Regions from separate parts of the Homo sapiens genome. Here all the other regions are linked to region 1. Evidence: chromatin loops called from intact Hi-C (ENCODE). Cell type or tissue: PC-9. All regions are shown on one strand.

The links. A loop is a pair of places that touch in the nucleus more often than their neighbours do. Peaks named below come from ENCODE experiments on the same cell type or tissue, not always from the same donor. Only the 100,000 strongest peaks of a DNase experiment are listed, where the experiment ranks them.
Region 2: a loop joins it to region 1, with 7 times the contacts of the local background. A loop is called at or near these places in 1 of 110 quality-filtered maps.
Region 3: a loop joins it to region 1, with 6 times the contacts of the local background. A loop is called at or near these places in 1 of 110 quality-filtered maps.

Annotation. Positions count from the first base shown.
Region 1 is chr3:149,733,627-149,738,626 of GRCh38, reverse strand. It overlaps COMMD2 (COMM domain containing 2), which reads left to right. Exons shown (of 5, transcript NM_016094.4): 5 at 1-155. Among named protein-coding and RNA genes, the nearest start is that of COMMD2, 16 kb to the left of the region's middle. In PC-9, no CTCF peak of the experiment used is centred here; a DNase peak (open chromatin) is centred at 2,266; H3K27ac peaks cover 3,094 bases.
Region 2 is chr3:149,579,686-149,584,685 of GRCh38, reverse strand. All of the region lies in intron 2 of WWTR1 (WW domain containing transcription regulator 1), which reads left to right. Among named protein-coding and RNA genes, the nearest start is that of WWTR1-IT1, 70 kb to the left of the region's middle. In PC-9, no CTCF peak of the experiment used is centred here; DNase peaks (open chromatin) are centred at 2,655, 3,265 and 4,415; H3K4me3 peaks cover 2,679 bases; H3K27ac peaks cover 5,000 bases.
Region 3 is chr3:149,537,981-149,542,980 of GRCh38, reverse strand. WWTR1 (WW domain containing transcription regulator 1) reads left to right here. Exons shown (of 7, transcript NM_015472.6): 4 at 444-646. Among named protein-coding and RNA genes, the nearest start is that of TM4SF4, 66 kb to the right of the region's middle. In PC-9, no CTCF peak of the experiment used is centred here; a DNase peak (open chromatin) is centred at 2,690; H3K27ac peaks cover 1,990 bases.

The sequences.
Region 1 (5,000 bases):
CTCAAAGCCTTTTTTTTTGTTCATCTCTAAAATAGGAATATAGGATTACCTACCACATTGACTCGTAAGGACTATATGAGACCATGTATATAGAATGTTTAACATAGTACCAGGCTTTACAAAGAACTCAATAAATGTTTACCATTATTGAAATAGTTTTGTAGACTGAGGATCTCATTATTTTACAGCCTTGAATTATGTCCTGTATACTCTGTTAAAGAAACTGGGAAAAAAATGCCAACTGGTTGTTTCTGGGTGGCGGAATTATGGCTGTTTCTTTTCTTTTTTAATTTCTATAGTAAGTTTGAATAACTTTCATAACATTTAGGAAAAAATATTAAAGGAAAGAAAAAAGATCAGGGAATTTAAATATATTTTTAGTAGATATTTTTATCCAAACTTAATTCTTAGAATGATAAACACATAGTTTACCAGAAAACTCAGCTGTTCAAAACTACTCAGTCCCCAAAGGACTCAGGTAAACAGGCTGAGGGTTTTATATATAGAGCGCTCTAGAGTTTCCTTTTTCTGTCATTTTTTTCTCCATGTTAGTGAAAAAAACATGGGAATCTTAAGACATTAAGCCGTTTCTCCTTTTCTAGGTAATATTACTTCTAAATGGAGAATTGTTTGTGTTGTTTTTCATCTCAAATGGAAACAGTATTTCTTTGAAGTTTTTCACATCCCTTATGATCAGGAAGTTCTGTCAGCTGCTATATTAAAGTCCTCCTGCTATAACTTACTCAGTCTTCTCTGTACTTATATGAATTTGATTAAGTATCTTCTTTTCCAGAGTTTCCATAATCATAGATTACTCTCACATCTTTCTTCCACCAACAGTAGAAAATATTTTGGTGGAAATGTTATGATACTACATTGCCTCTAACTTAAATATGTTCACTTTTAAAACCATCATGACTGTTATATTCAAACTCAAATACTTTTCTTAGAACAAATGAACCTAACTCCACCATTAACGTGGTTAGTTCAGTAAGCTTTATACATTTTGAAAGTAATGTTTGAATTATAAAAGCAGAATAAGCCCATTATTTTTCAGCTTTCAAAAAATTATATAAAGATGAGAAAAAATACTATATGGCACTAAAATGTGTATTTAATGATTTGATCACAGAGTAGTAATGGCTCTTTGTTCTAGATTTTTACAGCTCCTCTCTACCCAGGAACTCCATCTATAACTTAAGTATGCACAACAGCCATGAGTCCAAAAGTTTTGACATACCATAATGGGCGAATATAGAAAAAGTAATTTCATATCCTTAGTGGGTTAAAAGGCAGTATCAATAATACAAATATCTATGTTAATGTGCTCTAAAACTGGGCTTTTACTTGAGTTGTTGCCATTCTAAACCCAAGCAACTTTTGAATAAGATGAACTTTTTATAATTATAATGTAAATTATGTTTGTTATCATTAGAAATATTACCAATTATATGACCACCAGAGTGAGAGACTGTGTTTTTTTATTGTGCTTGAGCCTAAGTTGACATTTTTTAGTTGCAAAGACTACACTTTTCATTTTCTTCTCTTGCAGTTATCATATCCTCTGTTGCAGAAGAGTCTGCCCAGCAGCCAAAAAGGGAAATAACACAAAAAAGATTTGTGCCTTATCTCACCAACCATATGAGGCCTTTTAACTTTTAAAATTTTTTTTACTCTGCTCTGTTACACTAAGCTATAAACTACCCACTTATGCATGGCATTATATTGATAACAAAGCACATTTTGAAATCTTTTCTGGCTTTTTTACATGGTACAGATTCAGTTTTGTTAATAGTAGGTACTTAGAGTGACCCATATTGTGTGTTGAACAAAGGATAAAGTTCTAGTCTCAGAATTTAGAATGCTCTTAGGCTGTTCCATCCTCTAAAATAGTTTAATCCATAAGCTCATTAGGCTGCAGAAAGGAATCTCCTGAGGGAGTTATTCTGAAGAAGGGAAGTTCCTCTGGTCTGGTGTCTACTAGAATTGCTTTTCCTTGAAACTCTGCCTTCTTCTGGAAGGCAGAAATCTAACATGATTCAATGGCTACAGCTGTGGAAGTGTGCAGAGGAAAGGTGAAATCATTATAGAATACTGAGGAATACTTTGACAGAAATTATCCTTACTCTTTTTCCATTGAAGTGGGGTCCCCTGAGGTAACCAGAGGTGTGATGGGAAAAGCAAATCAAGTTATTTTTTACCTGTGTGCCAATGTTGTGATTGTCATAAGTCCAATGAGAAGTGGATGCCTGTGGTTTTGAAGGAATGTGCTTAGTTCACAGAACGAAAAGGCTTCTCAGTTAACTCGAAGACTAAAAGCACACAGATTAAAATTCAGAGAATGAGGAAAAGAAAATCCAGGGAAGTCTGAGTTTCATTGGAGCAAGTATAGATGGTTAGGATATGATTTCCTGGCATGGTCTGAAAACCATATTCTTTCATTCCAAATAAATAAAAAATTCTTACAAAGCTCAAGTGAGTTTAAGTGCTGCACCATAATAAAATGGCTTGATTTGCAGCTGAGACTTGGCACAATTCATAGACTAAAAGAAGAGCTTAAGAAAAGCTACAGGCATTTTTTTTTTTTTTTAGTATTTGGGGGGAAAAATGAGCAAGTCCCCATGTACTTTTCAAAAAGGCAAAAATTATTTATCTCTTGGTATGAGCAATGTAATTAAAACCTTTTTTTTATGTTTAGGCTTTCAAGAATATAATTATTGGGTATTCTTTTCTATGCTTGTTTCATCTACTCTTTGTTTTTACCAAGGGATAAATACTAAATTCCATGCCTTTCTTGGGCCCTTAAAACAATTTATTTTCATGCCAAACCTCTCATTAAGCCTCCTCCCTTTCTTTTTAAAATTTATTTTTTATTGAGATAAAATTCACATAAAATTTACCCTTTCAAAATGTACAATTCAGTGGCTTTAGGATGTTCACAAAATTGTGCAACCATTACCACTATCTGATTACAGAACATTTTTATCATACCCAAAAGAAACCTGTAATTATTAGCAATCACTCTTCATTTTCCCTTCTTCTAGCAACCACTAATCTACTTTCTGTAGATTTGCCTATTCTGGATATTTCATATAAGTGGAATTATATAATATGTGGCCTTTTGTGTCTGGCTTCTTTCACTTAACATAATGTTTTCAAGGTTCATCCATGTTCTAGCATGTATCAGTATTTCATGCACTTTATGACTGAATAATATTCCATTCTATGGATACTCCTTTTCACAGTATTTTAACAAGCCTTATTCTTGGTCTTACTGTGGATTATAATCCATTGCAGTGTATTTTATGTTCATAAAAGAACTAACTGATTTAGTAACATATTTTCTATAATTATGGCTTTTTAGAATTGTCTTCCCAGAATGGTGGCTCACACTTCTAATCCCAGCACTTAGGAAGGCCGAGGCAGGCGGATCACTTGAGGCCAGGAGTTCAAGACCAGCCTGGCCAAATAGTGAAACCCTGTCCCTACTGAAGATACAAAAAATTAGCCGGGCATGGTGGTGGGCGCCTGTAATCCCAGCTACTCAGGAAGCTGAGGCAGGAGAATTGTTTGAACCCAGGAGGCGGAGATTGCAGTGAGCCGAGATCGCGCCATTGCACTCCAGCCTGGGCAGCAAGAGCAAAACTCCATTAAAAAAAAAAAAAAAAAATCTTCCCAGATACAAGTTGGAAGAGTCTGAGAGCAATTTCTTCTTAGCCAGTTATTAGAAGAGTTATTTTCCAGTGGATTGTGTTTTATTTTTAGCCTGATTCAAAAGTTATACCAGCTAGGAAGTTAGATGAACTATCGAAGAGACTTAGCTAAAATCAGCTCTAAAGAAAATTGGACCAGTATTACAGTCAGTCTCCATATCTCAGGTTCCACATCTATGTATTCGATCAACCACAGATCAAAGGTATTCAGAAATACAAAAATAACAATAAGAATAATACAAAAAAATTTAAAATGTAGTATAACAACTATTTACATGTCATTTACATTAGGTATTACAAGTAGTCTAGAAATGACTTCAAGTATAGGGAAGGATGTGCATAGGTTATATGCAAACATGATGCTCCTTGTCTTATGATGGATTTACCTTTCGATATTTTCTGTTTACGATGGGTTTATCCAGATGTAGTCCTGTCATAAAGAGCATATTGAATGCGTGTATCACCATCCTAAAGTCAAAAAATTGCAAGTTGAACAATCAAAAGTTGGGGACTTTCTGTACTACACCATTTTATGTAAGGGACTTGAACATCCACAGATTTTTGTATCCTCAGGAGTCTTAGGACCAATCCCCTGTGGATACCAAGGGACAACTGTATATCCTTTGAAATTTTAACTTAATAGATTTTCTACTAAAGTGAGAGATGTTGTGGGCATTTGGCAGATTTAGAAAAGATAGGAAAGCAACTGAGTATTTATGTCTTCCTATAGTCATCTTGTGTTTTTCAAATTAGAAAGGTAAAAACTATTAAAAATTTCTTTGTCTATAGTGGAATAGAGAAAAGGGCATTTGCTTTTCCATAAGTTCATGCCTCAGAATATTCTAAACAAATTTTGAAATAGCCACATTGGGAGATCTTTAGGACACTGCTCCCCAGATTATGAAGCTGCTTCAGCCACTGCCTTCCAAAGCTTATAAGCTACTGGAGGAAATGGAAAGGTACATAAACATCATCAGTTCAGTTAGAGTGTGTTAGGCAGATGAAGAGCTACAACAAATAAGGAGCTCTGCATTTATAAGAGAGGAGACATTAGTTGTCACTAAGGGCATCAAGAAGGTGCTATTTTTACTGATCATTTTGCTGTTTTGATTATACCCCAATTTACATTGTGAAATATGCTCTTCCCAATTGGCTATAGTTAGATGGGACTGTCAGACATGGGACCATGCTCCCTGCTATCCACACTGAGACTGTAAGTCTCTCCTGGAACTCTGAAACCCTCAGACTTAAAGAGAATGGTTGACACAAATTCATTTTAGTGGCCTG
Region 2 (5,000 bases), 150 kb after region 1:
AAAGAAACATTGTAGGCTGGGTTTGAAATGTGAACCATAAGCTGTGTTTCCTGATAATTATTTTCAAGGTCCCCAGTAGCACTCTCCCCTTCCTCTGAAGCCTAAGTTGGTCCCTTTCGATGCCTCAGTTTTTGTCTTTGATCCTCCAAATAATTTCTTGCAAAATGGGAACCTCACTCTGAAAAGCACCTCTAGTCTCTCTTGAGATGCCGGGGTTCATGCCAGCCCTTTTTCCAGTTCAAGTTGTGTCATGCCTTTCAAACATGTGCAAAAAGAAAGTGGCTCTGATGGCCAGAGCCAGGGTGGCTCATCCTCTTCCCAGAATTGAAAAAAACAAAACCAACAAAAAGGAATTAAATCTCTTCACATGAATAGAGGAGAAGCTAGCCTAACCCAAAAGAATTTTTGGTTTTAAAGAGGATTTGCCTTCTTTTTTGGGATGAGTGACATTTAATTCACTTGGCCCCATTAGAAAGAAGAGAAAGGAGGGCAGTGCAGCTTTAGCTTCGACATATTTCACATTTGGAGTGGCTTCGGAGCAGCCAAGCACTGGGTCAGTGTCCCATTTAAGAACAACTGGAAAAAACAACATGTTAAAAACGTGTTAGGCACAGAGAGCATGGAAAAACAATTGTCAAAGTATTTTAGCATTTAGAGTAGCTTAGTGGCTACTCTAAAATACTAACTTCTTTTTAAGACTTATTGTGAGATTGAAGCTGATTCCTAGATGTTAGATGCAGTTGATATGGGAAACATTTCTAACATACAGCTGTTGAGACAGAGTGTCAGGCTCTGGACCATTTATAATAACAAAAACAATAGAGTCTGTGCTGTTTACCACCATACTGCTCGTTGTTTCACTGCCACCTTCTCCCTGCTCATTTGACTGCCAGCTCCTTGAGGGCCTAGGTATTACAGGCACTCATCACCGTATGCATGTTGAAGTGTCGTGAATTCATCACTGAGTGCCTAGCAAATCCCGACATACATATTTGGGTACAGCATCACTTCATCTGGATCTTGGGTGTAGAAATAGCACCATATTCTAACCCTGGAAGAAACTGGCTGCATTGGGCTTACTGAAAGATAATATAATGTACACAAAGCCTAGTGGACTGTATATTCAAAAGTTTTTCAGTGGTAATTTTTACCACACTCCACATTTGCCAAAACTGATTTTGGGGAGCAGAGCAAGGTGGCACGCATGTGTAGACCCAGCCTCGGGAGGCTGAGGCAGGAGGATCACTTAAGCCCAACTGTTGGAGTCCAGCCTGGGCAGCATCTCTTTCAAACAAAAGAAAACTGAGTTTGGAACTGAATCCCTATGGAAGATGTACCCCACTGTAAATACTTGTCTAATGAAAAAATGGATGAATACATTCCACTTCCTATTAATTATTCTAGAATTCACTATTCATGTGGCTGGGCGTGGTGGCTCATGCCTGTCATCCTAGCACTTTGGGAGGCCGAAGCGGGTGGATAACATGAGGTCAAGAGTTCAGGACCAGCCTGGCCAACATGGTGAAACCCTGCCTCTACTAAAAATACAAAAATTCGTCAGGTGTGGTGGCACACGCCTATAATCCTAGCTACTCAGGAGGTTGAGGCAGGAGAATCGCTTGAACCTGAGGGGCGGAGGTTGCAGTGAACCAAGATTGTGCCACTTCACTCCAGCCTGGTTGAAAGAGTGAAACTCCATCTCAGAAAAAAATAAGAGTAATAATAATTCACCATTCATAAAGCGTCTCATCTTTTCTCTACTTCTGATTCTCATCCCATGTTTTTGTTTGTGAGAAAGGAGAAAAGTGAAATAAAGACTCTACCAAGTACATATTTTATACTTGACATCTGGAAATAATATCGTGAAATAGACTCTCACATTGTTGTGGAGTTCCAACACAATAAACTTAAGGTGATTTATACATCTTTTATTTATTTTATTTTATTATTATTTTTGAGACAGAGTTTTGCTCTGCCGCCCACACTGGGGTGCAGTGGTATGATCACGGCTCACTGCAGCCTCGACCTCCCAGGCTGAAGTAATCTTCCGCTTCAGCCTCCCAAGAAGCTGGGACCACAGGCATATACCACCACGCCCGACTCATATTTTGATTTTTTTTTTTTTAGAGATAAGATCTCCCTATGTTGCCCAGGCTGGCCTTGAACTCCTATGCTCAAGCAATCCTCCTGCCTCAGCCTCCCAAAGTGCTAGGATTACAGGCGTGAGCCACTGTGTCTGGACTATACATTTTTTAATAGCATTATTGATCCTGGCATGAGAGGAGAAAAAAAAATGCTGGTACTAATAATAAAATTGTTTGCAACGCAGCCAAAGTTCTTTAATATGGCTCTTGGCCCAAATCAAACAAGCAACAGAAACTCCCAGTCCTTTTTTTTTTTTCCTTCTTATGTTTTCACAAAATAGGAAAAATGAGGTTAAGCAAGAATTTTGCTCAGTTTGCAGAGGCAAAGTGAGGCTTGCCAGGGCCGGGTGCTGTTGGGGTGCGTGCAGCATATGACGGGGTGTCTCTAACACAGTGACTGAACTGTTCACCTTCTGAAGTGAGGCTCCTGAGTCACACCTGGGGCTGTCTTGATGAGTCACCAGCCTTCCAAAGTGGTTTTCTCTGGGAAGTGGCACTTCACAGTGCCACTTTTTTTTCCCACCCCAGGGACAAAACTCTGGTAAATGAATCCCTGCAGGAACCACGGGTATTACAGTCCTGATTTGGCTCATCTGCTCTTTGGGGCTGACAGCAGCTTTGCTTGACTCAGCTTCTGCCTGACTGAGTAGGTTCAGACAGAATGAGTCTGCAGAAAAGTCGGTGGTGCTCAGTGGGAAGGACGTGAGGGAGATGGATCACCACAGCTGGCCAGGGCAGAGGCACTAGGAGACCTTTCACATGGCTGCTGTGCCTACTGCTGCTAACTTAAACAAGTGGAAACTTCTTGGCAAGTCTGTGAGGGAAGTCGAGGATTAGAGCCTGGTAGTTAAAAATACAATCCCTGCCATTCATTCAGAATTCCAGAGAATGCTGAAATTTTTTGAATTGGCAAGTGAATGGTAGAGACCGGAACCATACACTGAAATAACTTCTCTGGTCTTGTATCATCTTTTATTAGAGGATCCTAAAAAAATCCCCTATTTATATATCAGTTATTATTTCTGTGTCATAGACTGCAGCTATGTTTGATGAGCTGCTTAAGTGAAAATCTGACCGGAAACTTTCAACTATAAATTCTTTGTGGTTTCAAAGAAGGATGAACTTTCTCATCTAACACATTTCTGCTGTGTGAAGAGTCACCTTTATTATATGGCATGAGTCTTTTTTTTTTTTTAATAGCTTTGGGGTTTAAACTCTGAATGCTTTGCTAATAGATGTGTCAGCTGTGCACATTGGCAGCTTGACTTTTACCTCTTTGTATCTTCTATTCTGATGCATTAAAAATAGCAGGAGATGGTGCCGTTTAGGATTTGGGCAGAATGGAAGAATCATTATAACCAATAATAGTGTTTTAAAAGCTGCCTTGGGACAAAGAATTATTAATTAGGGTGGTAGAAAGAATGACAACGTGGGAGGAAGATTGATTAGGGTTTCTAGAAATACAGTAAAACCTAAGCTATGTATCTCTTCAACCATGTGAAGAGCTATTACTTTATTTCTGATTGTCAACATATCGAAGTTCAAAAGCCGACTCCACATTATGCAAATAGACTGATAACGTTAAGCAGAGGAGATCAATGTACTGGATGGCTACTAATCTTAATATTGTCGCCAGGCGCGGTGGCTCACGCCTATAATCCCAGCACTTTGGGAGCCTGAGGCGGGTGGATGGCCTGAGGTCAAGAGTTTAGATCAGCCTGGCCAATATGGTGAAACCCCATCTCTACTAAAAATACAAAAGTTAGCCAGGTGTGGTGGCACACGCCTATAATCCCAGCTACTTGGGAGGCTAAAGGAGGAGAATTGCCTGAACCGGAAGGCAGAGGCTGCAGGGAGCTGAGATCGCACCATTGCACTCCAGCCTGGGTGACAAGAGCGAAACTCCGTCTCAAAAACAAACAAACAAACAAAAAACCTAATCTTAGTATTACAAACATGATCAGGTCGGGTTGCTAGTTTAGATGTGGGTGGTGAGCTGAGCATCCACTGCGATGGGGCTTCTACTGTCATGGGCTCCCTCTGTGATGTGGCCTCCCTTCTGTGATGAGCTCCCTGGGGTTTCTCCTGCAATGGGCTCCCACTGCAATGGGCTTCCACTGTGCTCAGCTCCCATTGCATTGTGGTTTTAGGTGACAGCAGAGGGACTACCTGGAGAAAGTGTGCATCTGGGCCTGGGAGAATTAGTAAGTGTGCATACCACCCCTGTCTTTGTTCTTGTGGTTAAGACTCATCTCTGGTGTTGGTTAGCAGAGCTAAGTACCGTTGGCAAAACAAAAGGTACTACTAAAAGAAATGTAAGATATGAGTAAGATATATGTCATTTCCTAGGTCTTGAAATCTAAATAAGATCACACTAATAGAATGTTTAATTTGATTTAAATGCAAACAGTATTTATCCCCAACATACAACGAGAAAGTAAACCACCTTTTGCATACTTGTATTCTAATTCCAGTTGAGGAAAATTTTAAAAGTTTAATATAAGTCTTCGGCAAGACTCCTTGCCATCTGGTACAGGATTAAAAATTGGCATAGCATTTGTTGTCTACTGACAGTGGGTCAGATTTACTTGGCAGGCCCTATCTGGGAATTTATCAACCTCATCCAAATCTGTTTCAGTTTCCATTTTTAACACTAGTGGGTCTAATTGGACTGAGTCACAAGAAGCAAGTTGCAAAGCTGTTTCATTTAGCAAATTTTAAGCTAATTGTCTTCAGTATGTACATTTGTTTTAACATTAAGAGGATGGTGAATTGGCCTAGTAAATCAAAAAAGTTTTAAAAATCTGATTTTCTGAAATAAGACAGTTTGCTTATACTTAAATGGGGATTGTAAAT
Region 3 (5,000 bases), 200 kb after region 1:
GTTTGTGTACCAAAGATCACATGCCCTCCTTACCTCTGCCATAAACACACAAATTAACTGAGAAAGTATACACATGCACACACACACACACACACAAATGATCTGGTGAAATTATCTCATAACTTGTGATAACCTTTGTGGAATTTGCTTTAGACCACTATGTTCTATGTAAGGCTTAAAATGTACTCTAGACAGGGAGGTGTGAAATGAGATTTTAACAGAAACAAAAGCCGAGGCTAGATGAGTCAGGATTGGGGCCAGTATTCGAGCCTCCGTGAATTGAATTAAGGTAATAATTACTTAAACAGTAATGGTTAACAGGAAAGTACTTTGGAAGGAATCTCAGGAATCTATACTCCAAAGCAGAAAACATTCTGATGGTCTATTTTTGATAAGGTATTGTGGGCCCTGGTCATTAATCTGTATGTTCTTCCCTCTTGCAGTGATGAATCACCAACACCAGCAGCAGATGGCCCCCAGTACCCTGAGCCAGCAGAACCACCCCACTCAGAACCCACCCGCAGGGCTCATGAGTATGCCCAATGCGCTGACCACTCAGCAGCAGCAGCAGCAGAAACTGCGGCTTCAGAGAATCCAGATGGAGAGAGAAAGGATTCGAATGCGCCAAGAGGAGCTCATGAGGCAGGTATGGCTTTCCATGGTGTCTGGTGGAGGCTCCCTGGCCTTGGTGCCAAAGCTGATGGGTAGGTAGCTGCTTACCTTCAGGGTAATTCTTCTAGAGAAGAAGAGACAATAGGGCTCAAAGCCCTACTCCAAGCCTCTTGATTAAAATCCAGTTTCTTCTCTCAGTGTTCTGCCTGCCTTTTCAGAACGAAGCTTAAGGGTACAAGGACGAGCTGTATTAGCATGGCTGCCTTTGGCTTCCACTGCTAGTCTTTAGAAGGAGAGAAAGGAGAAAGTAGAGAGACAAGAGTCTGTTGTTGTGTAACAAATTATCCCAAAATGTAGTTGCTTAAATAGCCATTTCATTATATCGCACAATTTTGTGGGTCAGAATTTAGAAGGGGCTCACCTGGGATATTCTTCTGCTCTACATGGCATTGACTGAGGTCATTTAGTGGTATTCAACTGGTAGGTGGGTTGGTCTGGATAGTTCACAATGGCTTTACCTAAGTGGGTGGCATGATGGTGAGGATTGCTGGAAGACTGGGCTAAGCTGGAACAAAAGCCTGGGATCTATGGTGTGGCGATCTCAGAGTAGTGGTACTCATTCCATAGCAGCTGGGTTTTCAAGAAAAAGCATTCTAAGAGACAGGAAGTAGAAGTTGCCAATTTCTTGGGGCCTAGCTCTGGAAACGGTCGTGGAGTCGCTTTTGCCACACTCTCTTGGTCAAAGTAGTCACAGAGAACCCCCCGAGATTCAAGCAGATAGTGGAGTGGATGTTCCTCAGAAGAAATGACAAAGGATCTTGGTCCACCACAGAGCATGAAAAAGAGGGAAGCTGAAGGGAGAATGAGAAGGGAAAGTGGTTTGTATATGGACTCCAACAGAGTGCTCTGCAAAACTGCCTGGGCATCAATCAGGCACTTTTGTACCATACTCCATTCATTCAGTTTTCATTCCGTCAGTCAGGAGTGTGTTGCCGTGTGCCCTCTGTGGGTCAGGCTCAGTGCTGTACTTCAAAAACGAATACAAGAGAATTCCTAAAAGAACCCACAGTGCTCTCCCTGTTTCAGTGGCTTGGTCTATGGAAGAGCAGAATTCTTTCTTCTGTGTTGCTAAACTAATATAACCCATGTTTTCAGGTCTCATGCTTTTTTTCTGGCTACATTTTTGGGGAGAAAAGCTTCAGTTTATTGTTTTAACTTTTCAGACTTTGTTTTGTGACTCACATGAAGCAAGATACATGAATAACTTCCTTTTGCTACTTTAGAGAAATTAGAGAAATAAGTAGTTTTAACATTCCAGAGAACTTTCTTGGAGGAAAGGACCGAGCATGTTAGGGTAAATGCTGTTTTTTTAAAGCTACATTTGATACTTTCAAAAATACACATTGACTTCCATGAATGAATAATGTATTTCTCATCAAATACATTCCAGGATATAAGAAATCTATATTGTGTGAGGTTTAAAATGCATGGTAAATTAAAATCATTTCTCAGATATAGTCTTTGAAAATAAGGAAAATGAATATAAATTGTGCTTTGTTGCTCAGCTGAACTTTCCTCCAAATTTGAGGAATACAACTTAATAATTAGGTAACTACAGTTGTGTCTTTTACCCTGAGGATTTATGTTTGAACTTTCACGGTTATTTCAGGCTAACGGTTGTTTATACTGATTTTAGATATATAGTGTCATGTTTCTTGATGGGAAGTAATTGTATTGTTAATTGTTTTCTGTCTTTGAATAATAATTTTATTTGGAATAATTTTTCTGTTTTATAATGTAAGGTAAATTAAACAGTATCCCAACAGCATTTTATACATTCTCAGTTTTATACTTAAATGAGCTTTAGTGAGTTTTTTCTTTACACAAAGTTGTGACCATTCTGCAAAGAATGACTTGCTTCTCTGTTTTTGCGGGTGTGTTTCTCTTTCTCTTGCTTCTCCTCCTTCTTTCCCACAGAAAGTATTTCTGAAAAGGGGTGGGAAAAGTGCCCCAAATTGTTTCCTTTATTCCAGCTGTAGGTGCCTTTGAACCAGGATGTAGTACTGATGGTTCATATTACAGAAATGCCAACCAAGTTCCTTAAATGCTGATCCTTGGAGGCTGTGGAACGTGGGGCGTTGTGCTGCATCATAGTGAGCAATTGCATTGTTGCATTGTATATGAAGCAGGAGAAAAGATTGTCCAGATTTGCTCACAGGGACTCATGTAGTTCAGCCTTGACTCTGTGTGTGTGTGTGTGTGTGTGTGTGTGTGTGTGTGTGTGTGTGTAGTTAGGAGGAGATGGAATGGTGGAGTGGTTGGTTCTGGTGTTCTGATGCCTTTTTATTTTTGTTAGGGAGTACAGGAAAAGGTCTAAATAGACTTTTTAATCATGGCAGATTTTTTCCCCATGCAGAAGCAGCATGCTCCTGATTGTCAAAGATATGATTTAAGACCATATAATAAATGGCATTGGAGTGTTCTATAATAGTTTTCTGGGGCATTTGCCAGGACACCTGATTATTCAGTATTCAGGTGTGGGCTCTGTGTTTCATCTTGGTGGATTTTTTGAACTCTTTTGGTGATTTTCTGCTTCACTTTTTGAACCTAAGCCATGGCAGCAGCAGGGAAATGGACTGGAATTAAAAGTGATCTTTGGCTCACTTGTTTAGTTGCCTTCCAGCATCTGGTAGGAATTTGGAGAGATGGGGGAAGTGGTGGTTCTGGTGAAATTTAAAGATTATCTGTACACTTCTGTTTGTTCTCTCTGTCCTACCCCTATGTCCTGGGTAGTCAACAACTGCCTGAATATCCCTTGCTCAGTGGACAGTTTGTAATTACACTGGCTCTCCTCTTGCTTGTAGGCGGCCTTAATTGTACAGCCTGTCTTCTTGGGGCCCAGGCCCTGCAGGTAGGCCTAGACCTACCTGCCCTTCTACCAACTGAGCCTGTCTGGGAGCAAGGCCCCAGGCTATGCTCTCTTTCTGTAGTAGAAAGGGAGGTTGGCAAAATTTAATAAGTAGATGAATTTATCCCCTAATTACTAATAAATTATCACGCTGTCTATAGTTTTATCATTCTTGAATGATACGACGAATCTGAAAGATCCCTGTGGAGAATATGCTATATAAATATTGTTTCATTTTTCTTCCTGTTCCTTCTGCTATGCCGTTGTTCCACTAGGCATATAGTTTGATGATGTTGTGCCATGAAAAAAACAACTCCTTGGTCCTTGTTGCATGATTTGATGTATACCACAATGCCAAAGGGTCACCTATTAACTCATTGGCATTGAAATCATGCGAGAACATTAACAAAATGGATCTGAGGAAACTTTGATTACAAATCTAAAGTGAGCCTTCATTATTTCAGTATGGAAGCTCATATTTTTTTTCCTTCCTTCATTCCTTTATCTCTTCATTCATTCAATCAATATTTATTTAGTAGAAAATAACAGACAGGTAAATGGGATGTGACTGCCTTCAGATAACTTGTATTTTTGCAGAAAAGGAAAAATAATTAACTTTAATCCAAGTTAAAGACCAGAAGAGTAAATTAAAACCATTCCCTGCTTCACAGGGGCCCAGTGGCTACCATCTTTGACTTTCATTACTGGAACTGAGACCAGATGCACCTGAGCAGAGTTCTGTGAAAGTGAGCATCAGATACTCCTTTTTCTTTCCAGTGACCCCTCAGGTTACTGGCTACAGAATTAGGATCAAAAGAGCCAGTAAGGTTTGGTATCTCTGCTGATAAGGAATCTTCTGAAGCAGGAGAATTTCCTTAAATGCAGTCCCTCCAATCTAGCATTGGCTGGTGTAGCAACAGAGCTGAGCTACTTGTATCTGATAATTGATGAATTATCTTGGAATGCGGCAGACACTTCAAGTGGAGGGGTACCAGGAATCTAACATGGAAGACATAAAGAGTGCATTTCTGTGAAAGGAAGTCTTTTGTCTGTGATAGAGTTTTCTTTTATTTTTACTGAATTTCCCAAAGGCTGTGAGGCTACTTCAGGTTCACCAAAGAAATGGCAACTCTAGAAAAAAAAAGCAATTCTTATTGAAGTTTTGCTTTCTCTTCATTTTTTTAAGGAAATTAAAATTTGATTTGTTGAGTTTTTTTAAGTAGAAAAAAATTTTAATTTTTGACTAAGCGTGGTGGCTGACGCGTGTAATCCCAGCACTTCGGGAAGCCAAGGCGGGCAGATCACTTGAGGTCAGGAGTTCGAGACCAGCCTGGCCGACATGGTGAAACCCTGTCTCTAGTAAAAATACAAAAATTAGCCAGACATAATGGCGGGTGCCGGTAGTCTCAGCTACTCAGGAGGCTGAGGCAGGAGAATCTCTTGGACCTGGGAGGTGGAGGTTGCAGTGAGCTGAGATCGA